Regions from separate parts of the Homo sapiens genome. Here region 2 is linked to region 1. A link is an interaction called in ENCODE POLR2A ChIA-PET data of the cell type or tissue named here. Cell type or tissue: A673. All regions are shown on one strand. Links, peaks and the distances in the headings refer to the core of each region. The heading gives the core; the rest is flanking DNA.

Region 1 (11,443 bases), core at 1,310-9,309:
CCAAGCTCCTGCCTATTTCTGCCTCTCTCCTTTATGTCAAGCCATCATGATTTATATGGTATAATGCCAATGGATCATTGTTTCACAAAAGTTCTTTCCATTCCTTTTAGTTCTTTTCCACTCCTTCAGCAAGTTGAAGAGCCCTCTCTTGTCCTTCAGCACTGAGCTTTGTATTTCCTTTTTATGCCAAACCAGGAGAAACAAATAGGAACTCTGCCAACTTTTGTTTGCAAACCCCTTTCACGGTAATCTATAATCTCACAAACTCCCTTAGAAAAAAATCAATTTAACATTTTTTCATGGTGTATGAAAGAAATGATTTTGTTTAAAATATTTTATTGCATATCAACATGTTTCAAACATTGTACTATAATCATTTCAGTATACCCTTCAGTATTTATTAAGACAAATTTCACTTTCCACATTCATTTAGTGATGGGCTATATTTAATTTGTTTTAAAATAATTGGGTCAAGAAAAGCAAGTGTGTTAACAAATGAATTGTAAAATGGTATTGTATTTAGCTTGAAGACCGAATGTATAAGAAAGTATATGCTGTTATGGCATCAAAAAAGACAAAACACTTTTACAGCATGATGTTCAGAATATTTGAAATTATGCTTAAATATCAATGGATTATTTTGATGATTTTTATTTATTTTTAATTTTTTATTTTTTTGAGACAGAGTCTCGCTCTGTCGCCCAGGCTGGAGTGCAATGGCACGGTCTCGGCTCACCACAACCTCCGCCTCCTGGGTTCAAACGATTCTCCTGCCTCAGCCTCCTGAGTAGCTGGGATTACAGGCACCTTCCACTACGCCCAGCTAATTTTTGTATTTTTAGTAGAGACGGGGTTTCACCATGTTGGCCAGGCTGGTCTCGAACTCCTGACCTCAGGTGATCCACCCGCCTCAGCCTCCCAAAGTGCTGGGATTACAGGCGTGAGCCACCACCGCTCCTGGCCTGTTTTGATAATTTTTCCTTCCTAAATGATGAGACTAGAGAGAAGTTAGCCTGCCACTTGCAAGCGTTCTCTTCAAAGAACACGTTGCAGGTGTGAATTCTCTTTGGCTTAAAAACCAAACTGAATATAATTTTCCTTATATTTACTCCATTTAACATTGGCATTTAGATTAAGAGTCATTCTGAGGCCTTGCCTAACATTTTTATTAGATGTATGCAAATAATGGAACCATCAGTGATCATGCGGAGGTAAACTTTCAGAATTAGTGTCTGTTAACTTGGTGTTATAACATCAAAATTCTTTATGCTTCTCATACTCAAATTCACATTGTGAAAATAAATACTTAGAATAAAAGCAATTTTAACTGTTTAATTGCTAAAACTACTTTTCCTTGCTACTGCTATGCAGCTGGATAACTATTTCCAAAATAAATCACAAGCACGCTTTTCTGATCCCTATCTGCTGTGCATGGTTACGTGATATGCAGTTGGAGGCCTGCAATGCTTTTTTTTTTTTTTTTTTTTTTTTGAGACGGAGTCTCGCTCTGTCGCCCAGGCCGGACTGCGGACTGGCAATGCTTTTTATTTTGAAAGGAGAAGCTAAATACTTTCGGATATTTTTAAAGAAAGAGCTAAAAATAACTACCATTTCTGCCTTTACAATGTGATCCCCAAAAGCCTTTCTAAACAAACAGTAGCTGGAAAATGCTGAAAATGAATAAATGGAATCCCTGTCCTTAAAGACATCCCAGCCTGGCAGAAAGATGGATAAGTAAACAACAGTGGGGTGCAGGAACTGATACTGACCATTGATGGGCACAAAGTATTATGGGAACACAGACAGCAGGCACTAACCTGCTTTAGGAATGCCTGGGATGATTTACTAAGAGAACTGCCGTGAAGGATGGCAACTTGGATCGGCCCAGAAGCCTTCCCTGGTACTCACCCAGGGCCTGATGTAGATGTCACTCGGTGGTCCCAGCAGCTTGTCACAGCTGACAGCACACTGCTTATTATTGGTTTACTTGTTCACCTTTCTCCACAAAATGGTAAGCTCCTTAAAAGTAGAAACTTTGTCATTGTATCTACAGTGCCTGCTGATGCATAAGAACTATCTGACAAGTAAATATAAGGAGTCTAGGATGATGAAAATACTTCTTCTCTAAGACGGGCTGATGTTTAAAGACAGTATTTTATGTCTGTACCATGATATGTTTAAAGAATGTGTATTCGTGTTTGAAATGCCAATACCAAATATTAGATGCAAGCACAGGGTCGGGAACCATGGGAGACAAACAAGACACAATCACTGCTCTCCAGAAACTTACAGTGTAAACTGGAGGCTTCACGGTCCCCACCAGGATCTAAACAGGCATATCTTTCATGTGTTTTTATTTTGGAGTTCCACAAAACACTTTTTTTGAATACAGAGCTCCATTTCGTTAAAAAAATTGACAACTCTGATCAAGTAAATAAGAAAGCTGCTTATAGGTAATAGAGTTTCCCCTTCCTTTTTAAGATTAGAAGGAAATTTAGATGAAAGGAATTGAGAATTTACATTTTTAGATGATGTGTTCATATTTCTTTGGATTTCATCTTAGTTTTCCCTCACCAGTTGCCTTTTAGCACCTTTCTAATAGGCAATCTGTAGCAATGTACAGATGTTTACAATAATGAAAGTGCTCATTCTTTCCTATATACTGCAATATCACGTATTTGCTACTATCCAGAAAAAGGTTCTACATATATCCTTTCTAAAGTTACTGTGAAGTATCTTCAAGAACTATACTTCATGACGGTTATTCTAAGGTGTTTAATTCAAAACCACTACCTAATTTCTCTATAGCATGTGGAATTTAACATCCCATTTTCAAAATAGAATGGTTTAAAATTAATTGACTTAAGGAGCTGCAGACCCACATACAGTGAATCTTCTATGAGGTTTACAGGAAAAATGAGCCAAAAGACATATAAGTACAGTATTCTTTATTATAAACAATCAGATAACAGTATAAGTGTGCATTTGATGGATAACCGAAGCCAAGTTATTATAATAGAAAGCATGACTTCACTCAAATAGACAGTTTCTTTGTTGTTGTTAATCTGTTTTACATTAATTTGAATTTAACATATGCTAGGATCACCTAAACTTGTCATACAGTTCTGCTATTAAAATCGTAACAGGGAAAGACAAAATGTGAAATGCATGTTATATTTTGCTTTATTTGTTGAATATATATGTGTGTGTGTGTGTATATATATATATATATATACACACTAAATATTTGGGACACAAAGTTAAGCAGGTGCTTACAGTCTATCAAGTGATATTTATGAAATGTTTTTGTTGCTGTTTTGTTGCTGTTATGGGAACATCCATATCCTTAGAAGACAATAAAAAAGAGGATTCTAAATGCTAGATGGTTGGCTAACTTCTCCTGATTTATACTGAGTGTAAAACAAAACAAAACAAAACATAAGGTATATGTGTTAAGTAGTGACATCTTTATAGTTCCAAAGCACTCGCAGCTATTAAAATATCATCTAGCTAAAACAAACTTTTCACAATTTTTTAACAGAAAAATAATAAACCAACAACAAAAACTGATCAATGTTCTGGGTCTTGTGAGCAGACCGAAATGTTACTACAGTGTTCTCTATTGTGTGATCCTTGTCCGTGGCAACCTTAAACGTGTGCTGCAGTGCTGATGTATTTATAGGCTTAGCATGTCTGCTTTATTAGTTATCCTGGAAAGAATGCTATTCAGTTTTTTTTTTAATGTCTACATCAAGGAATGAATGCTAAATGAGCCCATTTAGCAGCCTGAAATCAAATACTGCATTTATTTTTTGAAACTCTTGGTAGCAAAAGAAAAAGCTGATTAAAATATGATTGTGTTACAATGACTAAAGGGTTAACTTCTCATTAATTCTAAATTCTTCAAAATGTACAAGCATCATAATAAAGGCTTTTGATGAGACATGACTGGTGATGATCATATGTGCCAATTTAATAATTTATTTGTCACAGAAAATTCAGATTCACTGCAATATTGTGTTCTGGCTTCCCAAAGCTGCAGGGAAATACAAGTTTTTTGTTTCTTGATTTTTGTTTAGAGACAGGGTGTCACTTTGTCACCCAGGCTAGAATGAAGTTGTATGATCATAGTTCACTACAGCCCCAAACTCCTGGGCTCAGATGATCCTCCCGCCTTGGCCTCCCAAAGTGCTGGGACTATAGGAATGAGCCACTGCATCCAGATTTTTTTTTTGTTTTTAATGTCATTTATGAGCCACCAGTTTAGATTAATTCTGTAAAGGTGTAAGATTACCAGAGGAAGCCGGGCGCAGTGGCTCACGCCTGTAATCCCAGCACTTTGGGAGGCTGAGGCGGGCGGATCACAAGGTCAAGAGATAGAGACCATTCTGGCTACCATGGTGAAACCCCGTCTCTACTAAAAATATAAAAATTAGCTGGGCGTGGTAGCCTGTAGTCCCAACTACTTGGGAGGCTGAGGCAGGAGAATCACTCGAACCCGGGAGGCAGAGGTTGCAGTGAGCCAAGATCACGCCACTGCACTCTGGCCTGGTGACACAGCGAGACTCCATCTCAAAAAAAAAAAAAAAAAAAAAAAGATTACCAGAGGATAAGTTAGATAGCTGGTAGAGAGATCACGAAAGCTATGTTTGATCTCTGGAGCAAAAACTGTGTTGAAGTTCTCCCATGGAATGGTTCCCATACAAGATTCACCATATTAATGCCTTTTCTAAGAAAAGGGGACATGGAGAATTATTGGAAAACAGGGAAGAAAGGGGAGGAAAAAAAACAACTTTGAGACATGGAAGAAAAGTAGCATTTATACAAGGAATCCATTACCTGACTTTGCAGAAGAGTAAGGAAATAATTTCAAAACAGAGATAAGAAATCAATCACATTCTTTCAAGCAAAAGATGATAGATTACATTATTTTGTTTTGTTTTAAAAGTTCTGAAACATGAAGATGTCTGTACAAACAGATTCACTATTAGGTTCTCGGCTCCCTGAGGGCTGGGACTGTCTCTTATTTACATTTGATTCTACAGTACCTAACATTGTACCTGACACCCATAGGTAGGTGCACAATACATAGTTGATGAACCAATAAACTACAGATTTTTCTATACACTACATGGGCCATATATTACATTTTTCAATGTAAAATGTAATAATTCTTTTCTATGTGTATATATGAAAGTTTCTATTAGCTAACACTAGTAACTGTAAGAGGTGACAGTAGTAGCTCAATCATATATCTTTCTCACATGATCATTTCTACCTTGAATACAATTTAATTAGAAAAACTACCATGTGCACTAATGCTAGAAAGAGTTGAGATAAAATGTATAAATGAAGAAACTTCTTGGATTACTGAAGTGCTGTCTGTTACAAGCATAACTGCCATCTTAAATTGTACATTTTTAAAGAGGGTGTGAAATATTTTTCCAAGCAATGCAGTGTTTAGTGCATGGCAAGTATATATATGAAAGTACCTAGAAATTTGGGGGATTTTCCTCCCTCATCTAAAGTAAAATAAGAACAGGTTTTTAATATTGTGTATATTTTTAAAAGATGTCTTATTATTCAGTACCACTGTTCCCCAGAAATTGCAGATGATTATGAAATTATTATCACTTTCCTTGGGAATTTATTTCCAGGTTAGATAATCACTAGACACTAGGTTAAATAACTCATTGATCCAATAATGTGTCTAGATTTTCTCAAAGTCTTTACTGTTGCTTTAGTGATCTGCAAAGAGTTAATATTTGCCAAGAGGCAGGAAAACGTGGCGAAAGAGTGCCCTTCCCAGGAGACTGGAACGTGGGAAATGAGAAAGTGTAAGTCGACGTGTGATGCTTTTCTCCAACCTTTGGTTTCACCTGCTTCTTGACACAGGACTGAAACACAAGCTATTCTGGCACGCTGCGCAGACTCAAAGTTTGCAGGACTGCCTGACACGAACAACCAGCACGACAGGAACCTGGTCTCCTCTGTGGAAAGCAGGAGTCTCCCTGGGTGGCTGGCTCTTGGACCAAGTTCTGGTCTTATCTTGCAATCTGGGAAACAGCATTTCATGCTATTTTCATATTTATTTTCCCATATTAGACTCTGTTTTTACAGTGGTAGACTGAGGGAACATGACTTTTGGCTTCACAGTTTTTTTTCTTTTCCGATCACAGTTTGTTTAAAATGTACCACTGAATATGAGCACAGGAGCCCAGCTATAGGTATGTCAACCTTAGAAATAAAGTTTCTATGGCCTATCTCATTAATTCATTGTACAAGTTTGTTGTTTTTTTTTTCTTGCCAACAGCACTAAAAGTGACATCATTTAAACTGTAGGGGTTTCACTGCTTTGTTTCATCTGAGTGATATTTGCTTTAGTGCTGCTAATACCTGACTTTTGCTGTATAAACAGTTTCAATGTTTCTGTGAGGCCACACAACATGCTTTATAATGACACGGCTGACTAAAGCTGTCTTTTATTCTGCTAACACCCTTCAAATACTGTTGACAATATCGCCTCTCAAGTGTTTCCTCCCACAAAATCTGCTGCTTATAGCACAGGCACCAAAGTCCTGCTTTTCCAATTGCACTGTACTGGCATCAGGTTAACTAGAAAGCACAAAACAAACGGTGATTAAAAAAAATAAGAACAGTATACATTCTATGTATTTACACATGTTTTTAGAAACTTCAGTTGCAAATCTGAAATGATACAAGCCACTCCCTGCAATAGCCTCTATCCTATGGAAATGCAGCTTAAGACATGACTGTTAAGACACTGAAGAAATGGGGTTATGTGGAGAGCCCATCTGAGTCAGAACTTTGTCCAGCCACTGCAGTGGCCCATGAAGATGAATCTCAATCCAGCAGGGGGTGCTGGTGACATCCTGGCGATGATACTCAGCACCCCAACCCTGAAAAACAAGAAAGGAGCTGAGTGATGGTGCCACACTTACACTCAGCCTCCAGAGCCCCAGGCAGAGCTCAGCGGGGCACAGAGCCCACACCCCAGCGTAGCTCCTGAGACCTGAGAGGGAGAGAACATGGCCTCTACCTTCCTGTAAACACAGGTCAACTCTCACACCAACCAGATGCCTTCAGATGAATCCAAATCAGTGCATTCCCTCAGGGTTCACAACTGAATACTCGGATCTAGAGAGGTTCTGGCACTCCAGTCACACGGGAAGCACTGAAAAATCATTTTCCCTTCCACAAAGGAAGAAACTTGACCTTTTGTTCACCCCTTCATGCCCAGGACAGTGTCTTGCACAAAATGGTTACTGCAGACCAGTGACTGGACCTGAAAGTGGTAAAGACAGAACTGGAAGGCGCTCTTGGTTTTTCAGGGCTCATTATCAAAGCTTGCTTATTCTCTCTCTCTCTCTCTCTCTAGTTCAACTGGCAATTTCCCTTTTATCACCATTCAAAGGAGAGACAGTTAAAATTTTTTTTTTTAATTTGCATATTTTTCTCTATATGTTATATATCAATGAAAGGATATTTAAAAATGAAGGGAGATCACAGCCAAGTAAATCAGTTCTGTGACTGGGAGCAGTGATTCTCTGTAGAGTTTTTTAAAACTTGGATTTCAACACAACCATGCTGCCTGATCACATTTTACTTTCATGACTGAGAACCTCAAGTGGACCTGTGATGTCCCCGGCAGTCACAACCCACCCCCCAGTCCCTTCTCTCATGTCCCCCTCCTAGGTGATCGCTCCTCCCCACTAAAACCTGCAACCCCTTTTTCCCTGTCCATACCTGCAACTGATATTTATTTTGTATTTTAATGAGAAAAATGAATACATCAGAAATAAGTTTCCACAGGACCTGCATCCACATACTTGGCCTTTCTACCTCTTACCACAGATTAATTATTTGTGTTTCCAAATAAGCTGGTCCACCCATTAATGCACTCTCAGACCTGCCTTCCCAGAGACATCATTCCAGCAAATCTTCCCCTTCTCTCCTGCAATCTTTTGCGTCTACTATATCATTCCCGTCAACATATGAACACACTGAAATGTCTTCCACCTTCAAGATACTTCTCCACCCCCCACCAGCTACTGCCCTATGTTTTTATCCCATTTCTGGCAAAAACCCTCAGAAGAGTCATCCATACTAGCCATCTCAATTTGTCTCCTTCCATTCTCTCTTAAATCCATTCTGATCATCATCTCACCCCAGCCGCCAACAAAACTTTTCTTGTCAAGATCAAAAAAGGCCTTCATATTGTTAAAATGAATGATCAGCTCTCAGCCTTTGTGTTATGTGGGCAGCATTTGATTTAGTTCATCACATCCTCTCATCAATGCACTGTCTTTTCTCGGCTTCCAAAGCACCACACTTCTTGGTCTTATTACTACCTCACTGGTTGGTCTTTCTCAGTTTTCTTTGCTGATTCTGTCCCTTCTGTCCCATCTTTAAATGTTGAAGTGTCCCAGGGCTCAGTCCTAGAGCCCCCTTTCTTATTTATTTATTTTAATTTTTTTGAGATGGAGTCTGGCTCTGTCACCCAGGCTGGAGTGCAATGGTGCGATCTCAGCTCACTGCAACCTCTGCCTCCGAGGTTCAAGCGATTCTCCTGCCTAAGCCTCCCAAGTGCTGAGATTACAGGCACGCGCCACCACGCCTGGCTAATTTTTGTATTTTTAGTAGAGATGGGGTTTTGCCATGTTGGCCAGGCTAGTCTTGAACTCCTGACCTCAAGCAATCCACCCACCTTAGCCTCCCAAAGTGCTGGGATTACAGGCATGAGCCACCACGCCCGGCTCTTCTCAGTTTAAACTCAAACCTTTGGTGTTCTCATCCACACTTAGGGAGTTAAATACGGTCCCTTTGCAGACAATTCCCAAATTTGTATTTCAAGCCCAAACCTCTCTCCCCGAATCCAGACTCTTATATCGAACTGGCTACTCAGCAACTCCACTTGAATGCAACGGACATCTCAATTACACCTGCGTCTTCTCCATCTTGATTGAAGGCAACTAACTTCATCTTCCTCTTTTTCTCCCACGCCTGATCCGCCTTCACAATTCAGAATCCTTCCACTTCTCACAGCTGTACTGGATCCCTCCAGGTGGGGGCGACTCTCACCTGACTATTACTATAGCCTCCTAAGTGGTTTCCCTACTTGCAACCTTGCCTGTATAATATCTATCCTCCACACAGCAGGCAGGGCGATCCTTTAAGAATAGAAGTTAGATCATGAAAATGCTCTGCTCTGATCCCTGCAAAAGCTCGCCACCTCCTTACAGTCACCGCTGAACTCGTAGCAGAGGTTCAGGAGGCCTTGCTATGGTTCCCTGCGGCTGCTCTCATCTCACTTCCCCTGCTCATTAGGCCCCAGCCACACTGGCCTGCCTGCTCTTCAGAGTTTCCAGGTGTATGCTGTTGCCTTGCTCTTCCCTCTTCTTCTGCTCTTCCTCCAGGGGTCCCTGGGCCTAGCTCCATGTCTCCTTCCAGTCTCTGCTGACCTGTCACCTTTTCAATGAGGCCCACCCTCATGTGCAGATGACTCCACTGCCCCCGTGCTCCAATTCCCTTCACCCTGCCCCCAGACTTTCTCTTTCCATCCTTCTTCTGTGTTTTGGCTGTTGTTTATTATCCATCTCTCCTTCCTAGAATATTGGTTCCCTGAGGTCAGAGATCTGTGAGTAAACATTGGCATGTCCCACGTGCCTGGCCTGCACATGGCAGGTGCTCAATAAACATTTGTTGACTGACTAAGTCCTAGAATCAGTAAAAATCAGAGCTGAAAGAAACCTTAAAGAGATCTGATCCATCAGCCCAGTGGTAGCTACAGCTGCTCATCTCAAATGTTAAAAAAAAATGATCTATAGTTATATTTACTATGTATTTATTTTAAAAGTTCCTGCAGTATTAGGAACAGTTTGTCTTCTGTGTCAATTGTGTAGCTTTATGAATGTAAATGCTGCCTATCTGAGAAATGTATCTAGTTATTAGGAAAATCAGATTTCTATATAAGCTTATATTTAATCAGAGTGAAATAATTACCTATGAGATATTGGCATTTCATCCTAATTTTAAAAACACAGACCCGGAAAAAAAAAAAACTGTATGATTCAAATGATGCCCTCTGCCGTTTCTAAAGCAACAGAACATTTGAAAAGATTTCGAAGTTATTTGTTAATATAACTTTATAATATATGCTTTCAAAACACTAAATTTGAATGAAACTGCTTTGTCACCATGAAAGAGAAATAATTTCAAGCAGCTGTTTTTTAAAATTGGAAACTATATTGTTCTTACTTTTTAAATAATTACTAAAGTGATAATAAAAACATAATTTGAGTATAGAAAAATTATTTGTCATGGTAATTTTAAAGTGCTAATAAAATTTACTTTGAAAAAAATGCCTGGAACAAGCCATGCTGATTCCCTGGATGGAATCATGGCAGTAAGAAAACTGTCACACATACCCCGATACTTTGATAAGCCCATATTTTGAAATACTAGACTCATTTGCGAGTACTTTGCAACAGACAAAATAGCAGGTGATGAAACTGAAGGCTTTCACTTCCATATACAAACCCAGTTGTCTTTCCTTCCCACTAAGAAACTTCCTTGGTTCTCCAGCCTTCATAGCAACCTTAATAAGATTCGATATGAGAAATTCAACAAATATTCATCAACAGAACATATACTGCTCTCTGAATTAATCACACCCGTTTCTATTCCAAATTGTTTATACCTTTATAACACTACTTAGTTTATTATCTTGTATTAGAACCAACCCTGCCTATTTTTGTAGCTTATTCATAAATATTATCTCCTCCATGTGCCTGTATGCTTTCTAAGAGTAAGGAGAGTATCTTACTGAATTCAGATAAATTCACCAACATTCACTGAGTGATAACAGTGCTTGGCAATTGGAAGGATGGAAAAAATCTCTGTTGCACTAGTCCTGTAAAATTACTGTTGTTACTTTATCATCTGCATTAAAAACAATCAAATAGCCACCTTGTTTTTCCTCAAAAGTAATGTGTAACAATTTTCATATAATTGCTAAACAAGACAGTTTATACTCAAAGAGGAACTCCTCCTAAAAACAATAGAATTCAAAAAAATTGGTTTTGGGCTGGGCGCGGTGGCTCACGCCTGTAATCCCAGCACTTTGGGAGGCCAAGATGGGAGGATCACAAGGTCAGGAGTTCAAGACCACTCTGGCCAATATGGTGAAACCCTGTCTCTACTAAAAATACAGAAATCAGCCAAGCGTGGTGGTGCGTGCCTGTAGTCCCAGCTACCCGGGAGGCTGAGGTAGGAAAATCGCTTGAACCCGGGAGGCAGAGGTTGCAGTGAGCCAAGATCATGCCACTGCACTCCAGCCTGTGTGACAGAGTGAAACTCCGTCTCAAAAAATAATAATAATAATAAATTGGTTTTGTCTATCAGAATTGACCGCACAACTGCC
Region 2 (11,443 bases), core at 2,122-10,121, 410 kb before region 1:
GGTGTTGATTTAGGTTGTCATGTTCACTGTTGTGTGTCCATTACTTTGAACAGACCTGGGCCTGGCCAGGATGGCACACATTGTTTGTTGGATGAATGTTCTCTGTCTCTAGTTCTTTTCCTGCTCTATTTGGACTCAATTCATAGTCTTTTCCTTCCTCGACTGATCAGCATTATTTGACATGGCTGATCATTATTTTTTCCTTGAAATAATTTCTTCTCATTCAGCTTGTAGAACACCACTCTCTCCAAGTTTTCTACCTAGCTCATTGGCCACTGTTTGATATTCTAATTGTTACTTATATATATAGTCTGTACAAGTTAGAGTGCCCTAGGACCTAGTCTTTGATCTAAATCTTGCACTCACTCCCTTAGTAGCCTCTTAGTCTCCTAGCATTAAACACTCTCTATTTGGTGATGACTGATATTTCTATCTCTGGCCTGGGCCTCTGAGGTTTATTGCAGGCTCACATATTCAGGAGCCTACTTGGCATCTCCACTTAGGTCATATAATAAGCAACGTATAAAACGAAACACCCATCCTTTTCCCTACTCCCAGACTGCTCTTCCCAAGTCTTCCTTGTCTCAGTAAATGGAGTAGCCATCCTTTCTGTTATTTAGCCTCCAAACCTTTGTCTTCCTCGATTCTTATTTTTCTCTCACCCCACATCTAATCTTATGAGAAAATATTATTAACTCTACTTTTTAAATGTCTAGAACTATTTTGCTCTTCATGGTTTACAATTACTTCCCTGGTTCAAATCCCTATTGTGTCTCACTTAGAATTTTCAAGTTTTGTAATTGATTGGCTTACTTACTCTCCACCTGTGCACAGCCAGAATCATCCTTTTAAGAAATGAAAAGATTATGCCACTCCTTTGCCCAAAATTCCAGTGGCTCCTGTCTCTGAATAAAAGCCAATTCTTAGATCAGCCTTGGCAAGTGAACAAAAACAAAATAATAGTAATGAAAACTAATCCTTAATTGGCCTATGGTAAGTGCTTCATGATTGGCCTCTTTTTTCTTTCTGTCCTCATGGCCTATATGACTGTCTCACTCTGCTCTGTTTGCTCCTACTGTGTCTTTTCTAGTTTGTTTCAGTCTTCTTCCACAGACTAGAATATAAACTCCATCAAGGTAGTTCTTTTTAAACATTTTGTTCACTGCTAAATTCTGGGCACGAGAAAAGCTTCTAGCACATAGTAGATACTCAGTAAATATTTGTTTATTAAATATATGTCCCAGCCTATGGACACAGTATCTATGTAGCAAGAGTCAAACCTGGCAGTAACTTGGAGCTGTGGTTGTAGCAAGAGTCAAACTTCGCAGTAACTTGGTTATCTGGTTACAGTAACTTATGATTGTGACTCTTTGTTGTCTTTGTGATTTCCCCCCAATTACTACCATAAGTGTTCGTTTTCTTACAGACATAAGTCACCTATTTAACTTGATAAATAAAAGGGAGAGTTATGGAACCACCTACTAACTTAGAAGTAGCCTTCAACAGTACACACCAAGATACATTATAAACAAAATGTTAATGTGGTAGACAGAGCTGGCATTTGCGTAAATATAGCTCAGGTTCATAGAGCTGCCCACCTGCCCTGATTCAGCTGACATTCATGCCATCTGGCATGGCTCACCTTAATATGCAACAGTGTTTGATGCATTATGCTTGTTCACTGTGGCGGCACCACAGTTGTTCCCATTGTTCATGTTATAAGAATAGAGAAAAAGGAGAAGTGACTAAGAAATTTCCCCAAGAGTAAATGCATTATGTCATACGTAAAGGTTCTGTGGCTTGTAAGAGAATTTAGCAGCATCAGTTTCCAAAATCGTGTTTCTTAATAAGTGGATATAAAATGGAAACATTATAGGGGCCTTCTGGCTAAAAAGTTATTTATTTAAGGAGGGGAATTGTAGGAACTCAGTCACTGCATCAAGAGTTATGCTGACTACTTATAAAATCTCATGATGCTATAAATATGAAAGCCAATTTACAGTTTTCCCTTTATATGTGGTACCCATTTCATTTTGGAAGAGAGCTATAGGTTTTCTTTTTTCTACAATCTTGAGTTTCCTTTGATACATATGTGAGGTAGATTAAAATTTTAGGTAGCTCTTTCTCCAAATATCAAATGTAGACAAAGATAAGGGGGGAAAAATTACACTTTTGAAGACCTTTTTTTTTTGGAATTAAATTGCCGACATAGATTTTTCAGTTTAGAATGTATCTTACCTTCCCAGGCTGTTGGTTTGAGTCATGCAGGTTCACATTGCCTCTGTGGTCTTTGACGTGGCCTCTAACAAAAGATTTAAACGTTTTTTAGGGGATCACAAGAATCAGGTGTTATTCTGGATCAGAAAATGCCTTCCCTCCAGCTGGAAAGAAAGCACTCCCTGACTGTGGGGTCCAAGAGCCCCCCAAGCAAGGGTTTGACATCTACATGGATGAACTAGAGCAGGGGGACAGAGACAGCTGCTCGGTCAGAGAGGGGATGGCATTTGAGGATGTGTATGAAGTAGACACCGGCACACTCAAGTCAGACCTGCACTTCCTGCTGGATTTCAACACAGGTAACTGACTTGCCTATGGTTGATGGCTGATGGTACCCTGTATTTATAACTGCCTGCAGCATTCAATAGCTAGTAACTAGCAAGAGAAAAACAGCAAGTAATAACTGTATTCACAACTGCCTGTAGAGGGTTAGTGGATTGAACAAATGTTTAAATTAAATGAGTTATCTGACAGTGTTGAACTCTTGCAGTTTCCCCTATGCTGGTAGATTCATCTCTCCTCTCCCAGTCTGAAGATATATCCAGTCTTGGCACAGATGTGATAAATGTGACTGAATATGCTGAAGAAATTTATCAGTACCTTAGGGAAGCTGAAGTAAGTTTTCCCACCTTCTACTTCAATCTTCAGGACCCGAGCTCTTATTACTAAGATAAATTATAAACTCTTGGTCCATAACCACTAGTGAATGGCACTCTTATGCCAGCTAAACATAAGAATATCTATGAAAAATAATAGTTGTGATGGCAAGTCGCAATTGCTTGGACTATTTCTACATGATTCAAAGGGTTTATATGTTAAATATTTCACTCTTAGGAATAATTCATATTGCCATTCTCCCCTGCCCCCCCAACCCCAGGTTAATTTGCTAACCAATTACTTTACAGAACCAGAAATTTACACTTTCTTCCTTGTTATGATAAAGATTTATTTGGCTCTGATCAGAATCTTTCCAACCTTTGCTTGTGAGATTTTTAAATAGCAACTATATTGTGGAATGATCTTTCTGAAATTGCAACTACTAAATATCAAAACCTTTTCCCAATCAGATAAGGCACAGACCCAAAGCACACTACATGAAGAAGCAGCCAGACATCACGGAAGGCATGCGCACGATTCTGGTGGACTGGCTGGTGGAGGTTGGGGAAGAATATAAACTTCGAGCAGAGACCCTGTATCTGGCTGTCAACTTCCTGGACAGGTTCCTTTCATGTATGTCTGTTCTGAGAGGGAAACTGCAGCTCGTAGGAACAGCAGCTATGCTTTTGGCTTCGTAAGTGTTCTTTCAGCTTGCATAATATGAAACTATCACTTGTCAAAACATGGAATTTTTGTCCTCTATTTCTTATTGAAGAAATGCAATGCTTGATAATTAAAACTAGTCATGTGTCCTTTGATAAAAGATCATCCTCTTCACAGGATTGACTGAGAAACTGAAACTTACCACATGTTTACTCTTCAATCACCTGGTTATGATTTATAGCAACAAGTTCAGTGTCATGACTAAGGCAGCCATCATCTCAAATTCAGGATCTAATTTAACTATTTTGCAGTGTAGTCTTTTTGCTATTTCCTATCTATTAAGTCCTATTTAAAGACAGTGTGGTTACAAAAAGCTATCTTCATGATCTAGCAAATGACCCATAATAACAGGTTTATTTGGTTACAGTGAATAAACTACTTCAACTGGTTCCTGTTACTATCATTCATTCATGAAAGTACCTAATTGTGTGGGAAAAGAGAGCTGGGTTGTGGCTGAGCTACCTTTAAGTGACCTGTTGCTGAGTGGTAGTTTCTTTTCTGTTCTTCTGGTCTCAAACATTCTATTGTTAATGCAGAAAAACTTGCCAAAATTCCCCTAAAGAAAGTAGAAACAAAGGCAGAAGGAAAGAATTGATCATAGTGAAATTATATCATTATGTCTCTTGGCTATAAGCATCATTTGCTAATTCAGTGGACAAAGTTGAACAGCATCTTTTTAAAAACTAGAGGCCTGTGGAGTTTGTTTCTATCACTGTGTTGATCTTAACACTTTTTTCTATGAAGTGATTTGAGGTCTGTAGAATGTGTAGGAATTTACCTGTAGTGTCTGTCATTCAGAATCTTTCAGTGTATCACAGGCCCAAACCTAAAATTCTTGGTTGGAAATTGTTTCTGTTACTACTCCTAGCAGTAAATATAACCTATCCTTGTGATAATCATGTTCTTGGTCCAGAAACAAGCTCCTAGTACTTTCATAGCCCTGAGTCATTTAGTGGTATTTAAGTGGATATGTGGCTGCAAAGTAAGTCTGCAAGGGCCATGCGGAGAGGCGTGGCTTATGGTAGCACAGGAGTAGAGCCAAAGGTTCTAAGTTTTACTTCTGAAAACTCTTCCTTTCCCAGGAAATATGAAGAGATATATCCTCCTGAAGTAGACGAGTTTGTCTATATCACCGATGATACATACACAAAACGACAACTGTTAAAAATGGAACACTTGCTTCTGAAAGTTCTAGCTTTTGATCTGACAGTACCAACCACCAACCAGTTTCTCCTTCAGTACTTGAGGCGACAAGGAGTGTGCGTCAGGACTGAGAACCTGGCTAAGGTGTGTATGCCGCGTGATTTCTAGGAACTTCCAGTGCCAAGGAGCGTAAAAATCAACCTTTCCCAATCATCCTTCAGTTCTTTTTTCCTTTTCAGTTTTCTTCCCACAGGCCCAGAAAAACTGTTCCAGTGCTGAAAAAGAGCTAATTTTAAGAACCCAGCTTTTGGTTATAAGGCATTACTATTGACTATATTTGGCAGGCACGGGTTGTCTAATCACCCAACTATTTAAAAATTTAAGCTTGGAAACTGTTCTCTTATTGGATACAGACCACATACAAGCAAAACCTCCTAGGTTTATAGAGTGGGAACAAAGTAAATCTAGTTTAATAAGGTTTTAGTCTCATCCTAATATATTAAGTAATGAGCATTATTTGGTTGTTTGGAGTTACAGAACTTTAGTTGAAGGCATTGAAGTATTGCTTTGGTCAACTGGGTTTCCAGTGACCATAATCTAGGATATCTGGTATTTATGTGCTGTGCAAAGGGTAATAAGGATGTCCACATGTTTTACTATGTTTCTTCTAATATGAGATATTCCCACTGGTGCTGTCCTAGTCTCTGAACTGCCTGATAGATTAATAGCTTTAATATTTTTGTCTTTTGGCTAAAATCTCTGTTCCAATTCCAGCTGCCAGAGCAGTACCACTTTATCTCAGCATAAACCTAAACTATTAGCATAAGAAAAGTAACCTATCACCTATACTTTGAGTAGGCCAAATACTTTTGTATTGACATTTTACCAAAACATAAATGTTACTGTTGTTATAGACAGGCATACCAATTACTAACCCAGTAAGTAATTTTGAGCATCTATTTTTGTAGATGCCGACTGAACAAAGATAAGATACCATTTATTTCCTTGCCATTTCCAGGCTTACTTGTGACCTTAGTCACATTTCTAATTCCAATGTGTTTTCTTCTCTTGTGCTTAGTACGTAGCAGAGCTGAGTCTACTTGAAGCAGATCCATTCTTGAAATATCTTCCTTCACTGATAGCTGCAGCAGCTTTTTGCCTGGCAAACTATACTGTGAACAAGCACTTTTGGGTAAGATTCTAACTTCTTTCTAGATGAAATTCAAGGTCTATCTAGAATGGGCTTGCCTCTTATGAGGGCAAGTTAGTTTAATAAGGATCTGGTCAACTTGACAGCAGACCACAACATGCCACTGAGTCTTCCAGGTCAGTCATGATGGCTTTGACTCAATGGCTTCACTCTATGAGGACTGAGATTGCAGGAAGTCAAGGAGACAGCATCACATGCTCCTTCAACAGAAGCAGGCCTGGGAACCTCAGTGCCCACTGTTATTCAGGGAGGGCCCTTGAGGTACAATCATTGACTGCTTCAAGCAAAAGTTGTTGACTTTTACCTTCTATATTAAAAACAAAAACCTAGGTCCAATTAGGATGGCCAGAAGATTGCACCTCAGGCTTTCAAGACAACAGGGCAGTAAAGTGTTGCCTCTTGCCCAAGAAGGTGGCAACATCAGAAATGGACCCCTAGGTTTGGTTCTGAAGGCTCACTGTTGTACTAAAAGAAGTGGGGTGTCTACCCTTATTTTCATGAATGCTTATGTTTTTTTCTGCTGCATTTTCTTTTTTTAAAAATTTTCTTTTACTTTTTTTTAAGTAATTCTTATTCCAGCACTGCAGTGTTTTGACTAAAAATTTTTCATGTTGTGTACAAATAGAATGGTCAGGCAAGCAGGGCTCTATAAGGACCAGTAAAAATTTCACTCATGAGGGAACAAGGAAAAAGTGATCCAGCCCCAAATTGAGCATTATAAATTTATAATATGAGAAAATTTAGAGCCTTGGCTGTTCTTTCTGATATTTTACATCTAAAATCTCTGAAGGGGGTTCTGGTCTCTTTCGAGATGAATGTGAATATTTACTAAGGGACTAATTCCCTTTATTTCAAATTGGTTATCTTCGGATATCTAATATAAAGTTATGTGAAGCAATTTTTTTCTTTTGTCTTGATTAGCCAGAAACCCTTGCTGCATTTACAGGGTATTCATTAAGTGAAATTGTGCCTTGCCTGAGTGAGCTTCATAAAGCGTACCTTGATATACCCCATCGACCTCAGCAAGCAATTAGGGAGAAGTACAAGGCTTCAAAGTAAGTCACTGACATTTTCATATCTTAGCTCTCTATTTAAAGCTTAATGGGTTATAGTAATGGTTACTAGATTAAAAATAGATTAAATTGTGTATCTGGTGCCAGGTTGGAAAAGTAAGGGTACGTGTACAAATTTACAAATAAATTTGAAAAGACCTAGATTTATAATTTGTCAGCTTTTAATACTTGTAGTCAGCCAGCTTCCTTCCTTCCATTCTGTTAAAACTACTGGAAAGTTTTCTGTGACCTGAGATTTTATCAAACCAAAGTCCTTGGCTTGTGCTGACCTTGCTTTGGGTCTTGTTTCAGGTACCTGTGTGTGTCCCTCATGGAGCCACCTGCAGTTCTTCTTCTACAATAAGTTTCTGAATGGAAGCACTTCCAGAACTTCACCTCCATATCAGAAGTGCCAATAATCGTCATAGGCTTCTGCACGTTGGATCAACTAATGTTGTTTACAATATAGATGACATTTTAAAAATGTAAATGAATTTAGTTTCCCTTAGACTTTAGTAGTTTGTAATATAGTCCAACATTTTTTAAACAATAAACTGCTTGTCTTATGACCATGTGTTAGATTTATTTACTAATTATCATGGCTGACATATTCGTCTGGAATGTTTGTTGAGAGTATTAAAAGTGTTATGTCTATTTCAAATATTCTTCAAAACTGGTTTTGTAAACGTGGCATGCTATTAGGATTAAGTATTCCAAGGCATCCAGGGATATTCATGTTTGGTAAATGGCCGCTTTGAGGCTTTTTTCCTTCCTGTCTCTTTATTCCCCAGGTAGCTCGCCATAGATTAGTAAAGGAAGGAAGGGACAGCGTAGACAGATGGGTGAAGAGATTTGAATATGCGCTGCCTGCTCTAGCTTCACTCTACCATCCTAGTCAGTAAGACAGGGGTTGAGGCCCAAATGTAGTCACATAGCTCTTAGAGGTCACTGACATTTAATTCTAATCCAAGGATAGCATGCTCATTTGTACAGGGCTGCTATTATGTCTATGATCAGGTTTGATTTAGGCACCCATTAAGCATATATTTCTGTCTTAGAAGATGCTTGCTTTGGGAGGTAGAAAAGCAAATTTCACCTTCGGAAGGAACATCAGAATAATGAACCCAACCCACCAACTGTGTCTCCTGGGAGACCTCTACCCTAAGCTTTGGTATGGCTTGAATTATTCATGATCTTTCATGATCTACAGTTTACTTCACTAATCTATATATGTTTTCTCTTCTCTTCTCTTCTCTTCTCTTCTCTTCTCTCCTCTCCTCTCCTCTCCTCTTTTCTGATGAAGTTTCAGTCTTGTCACCGTGGCTGGAGTGCAGTGGCATGATCTTGGCTCCCTGCAACCTCCGCCTCCCGGGTTCAAGCGATTCTCCTGCCTCAGCTTCCCGAGTAGCTGAGATTACAGGTGTCCACCACCACACTCAGCTATTTTTTTGTATTTTTAGTAGAGACAGTTTCGCCATGTTGTTCAGGCTGGTCTTGAACTCCTGAGCTCAACTGTTCCACCTGCCTCAGCCTCCCAAAGTGCTGGGATTACAGGTGTGAGCTACCACGCCCGGCACACCTGGCTAATTTTTTGTATTTTTTTTTTTTTTGTAGAGGTGGGTTTTTTTGCCATATTGTCCAGGCAGGTCTTGAACTCCTGGGCTCAAACCCTTGGGCTCAAGTGATCCACCCACCCACCTTGACCTCTCAAAGTGCTGGAATTACAGGCGTGAGCCAATGTGTCTGCCCAGCACTTACGTAGGCTACAAGATGGGTAAAATGGAAAACAAAACAATTGTTTAGAATTTCTTCTAAAGATTGGAAGGAAAAATGAGTAGATTTGGCCTTGAGGGTGGGTGGTGCTTTTTGGGGATTAAATGTGAATTTGCACTGTGCTCTTGTTATCACCAAAATTAGTTGCCCTGGACCAGTAGTTCTTGAGCTCTCTGGGCTATGTGTGCCTCTGCAGAGGGGCCTCTGGAGAGGGGACTCCATGGGGCGGTCCCGAAGACATGATTTGCTTTTTCTATCTCCAAAACCTCTCAAGGAGATAAGAAATCCATGTCTTCTAGATTCCTTTACATAGAAGAGGTTACACTCAGGCACGTTTTGGTGAAATGGATATAGATGAAATTCACTGCAGATTTTGTTTCTTTCAAGCTCTAATGAAATTATAAACATAAAAATACAGCCACATTTTATGAAGTCTTTAAAAAATTTTTAAGTACCCACAAGTTCTTAAAAGATTTTAACATTCCCTCCACCCTGCTTTTTTTTCCCAGCAGATAAACATTCTCAAGGTGTCTTCATTTCTGGGTCCAGTGAAGAAATTATTTCCCTAAATGTTTTGACATTTATTGCACACAGTTCACAAAGGGGATACAGGACCTGTATTAATACTGAATTCTGTTTTTATGTTATATGATTAATAACTCGTTATTTCATATTCTAATATATGACTATGTATGTTTCTGTTCACTGCATGAACAAGCTGAACTTTCCAACTATCCTTTTGTACTTCAAAAGGATGACAGACAAATTGCTTCCTCCCAAGTGGGGAGTGGGAGAGGGCAGTTCTGTTTTTTGTTGTTGTTGTTTGTTTATTGTTTTGTTTCTGAGGCGGAGTCTCCCTCTGTTGCTCAGGCTAGAGTGCAGTGGGACAATCATGGCTCACTACAGTCTCGACCACCGAGGCTCAAGTGATTCTCCCACATCAGCCTCCCGAGTAGCTGGGACTAAGGTGTGTGCCACCTGTGTCCAGCTTGAGGGCAATTCTGGGTAAGGTTTTGGTGGTAGAAGTGCTGTGTTTGTCCCTTTCAAGCCTTAAGGCTTTGGACTTGGCTAGGGAAGCTTCCTCTCATCCTTTACACACTTGTATTGGCTGATCACTTTCCTGTGATATGTGTGTTTGTTTTGAAGTGGACCCAGACACAATAACATTTTCTTTCACTGGTAGTATTCTTACTTTACAATGATTTGTGTCAGCTAGAGGGGACCTTGTAGAAATAGGTTCTCCACTGTGAATTATTTTACAAAGGAGCTTTTGTTTCTAAAACCAAATGCAAAATTTAGACTCAATTACAAAAACATATTATAGGACTGAACACGTAACTTTTATGTTCTTTGCTGATAGTGGTTTGCCCAAACCCCGTTCCATCCCACAACACACACACCCACTGATTGCGAAGGCCTGACCCTTATCTTAGACTTCCCTTTCTTAGTGCTTTTTTATGTCTCTGAAATACTTTATCTAAAAATAGAAATATAACCATCACCTGTGTATCTCCCGCCCAGTTTCAGAGGGAATAGCAGCCTGCATGTGCCTTCTTTTCATTGTTTTTCTTCCCTGAATTTGGTGTTGATCAAATCCGTGCATCATTTTTATACAATCTTGTGCCATATAATGATGTTTTGGTCAACAATGATTTGTGTATATGATGTGGTCCCATAAGATTATAATACTGTGTATTTTCACTGTACCTTACCTGTATTTAGATATGTTTAGATACATAAATACTTGCCATTGTGTTAGAGCTGCCTACTGTATTCAGTACACTAACATGCTGTAGAGGTGTGTAGCCTAGGAGCAAGAGGCCATACCACACAGCCTAGGTGTGGAGCAGACTATCCCACCGAGGTTTGTGTGAGTACACTCTATGATGTTCACACAGTGATGAAATTGCCTAACAATGCATTTCTCAGAACATATCCCCATTGTGAAGCGATGCATGACTATACATCATAAGAATGTGTCCATAAACAATAATGTTTGTTTTTAAAATGTAATGGTTATTGACTCTCACATCCTTCAGTGATAGGGATCTTAGGTGGCATTGTTTTTTGAGATTATATGAATAAGTAGAATCCTAGTTATTTATACTATTGTATTGTCTTATATGACTACACCATGATTATCTGTTCTGTTGATTTTCCCACATCTTCCTACCCCACTCCTTGTCAGCCAGCAATGGAAATTGGTTCAGACAGGGCTGTGGGTGTGGGAGTGCCATACCTGTCTGCCTCTGCAGGCTTTTTAACCTGTGACTTCAGACAGATCCAGGCCTTTCTGAGGAACTCATGCATGATCATGAACGTAGGGGCTCCTATTGAAGTGAGCCATGAGAGAGAACTATAGGAAAAGCATTTGCCAACCTTTTATCAGGAGCAAAAGCCCTAGAAATTATATGGATATATTCAAACTGTTCAGTTTCTGTTTTCCCAGTATGTTTTTGCCACCAGAGTTAAAATATCTAGACATTTTACCACTAAAACTTGGAAACGGACGTGTATACTCTTTGCTGAGAGTGCCCTTGCTGGTGCCACAGCCAGGCTTTATGTTCCGTGTGTCTGGACTGTGGGGATGGGGCCCGAGGTGGGGGAGGTGCTCCTCAGAGCTCATGCCTTTGGCCCCACTGGCATCCTGGCTCCAGGGCAAGGCCCA

What was found. ChIA-PET counts read pairs that join two places held together with the same protein. Peaks named below come from ENCODE experiments on the same cell type or tissue, not always from the same donor. Only the 100,000 strongest peaks of a DNase experiment are listed, where the experiment ranks them.
Region 2: POLR2A ChIA-PET joins it to region 1 with 14 read pairs; 3 of 35 experiments call an interaction of 5 or more read pairs at or near these places.

The regions. Positions count from the first base shown.
Region 1 is chr13:36,841,900-36,853,342 of GRCh38, forward strand. It overlaps SMAD9 (SMAD family member 9), which reads right to left. Exons shown (of 7, transcript NM_001127217.3): 7 at 2,932-6,920. The coding sequence ends at 6,777. Among named protein-coding and RNA genes, the nearest start is that of RFXAP, 28 kb to the left of the region's middle. In A673, for the core only: CTCF peaks have their summits at 6,864 (motif pointing right) and 9,082; a DNase peak (open chromatin) is centred at 9,102; H3K27ac peaks cover 4,921 bases.
Region 2 is chr13:36,435,300-36,446,742 of GRCh38, forward strand. It overlaps CCNA1 (cyclin A1), which reads left to right. Exons shown (of 9, transcript NM_001413923.1): 3 at 2,330-2,576; 4 at 2,768-2,892; 5 at 3,345-3,568; 6 at 4,680-4,884; 7 at 5,819-5,932; 8 at 6,872-7,005; 9 at 7,315-7,571. The coding sequence ends at 7,366. Among named protein-coding and RNA genes, the nearest start is that of CCNA1, 8.5 kb to the left of the region's middle. RefSeq lists an enhancer at 2,190-3,389. In A673, for the core only: no CTCF peak of the experiment used is centred there; no DNase peak of the experiment used is centred there.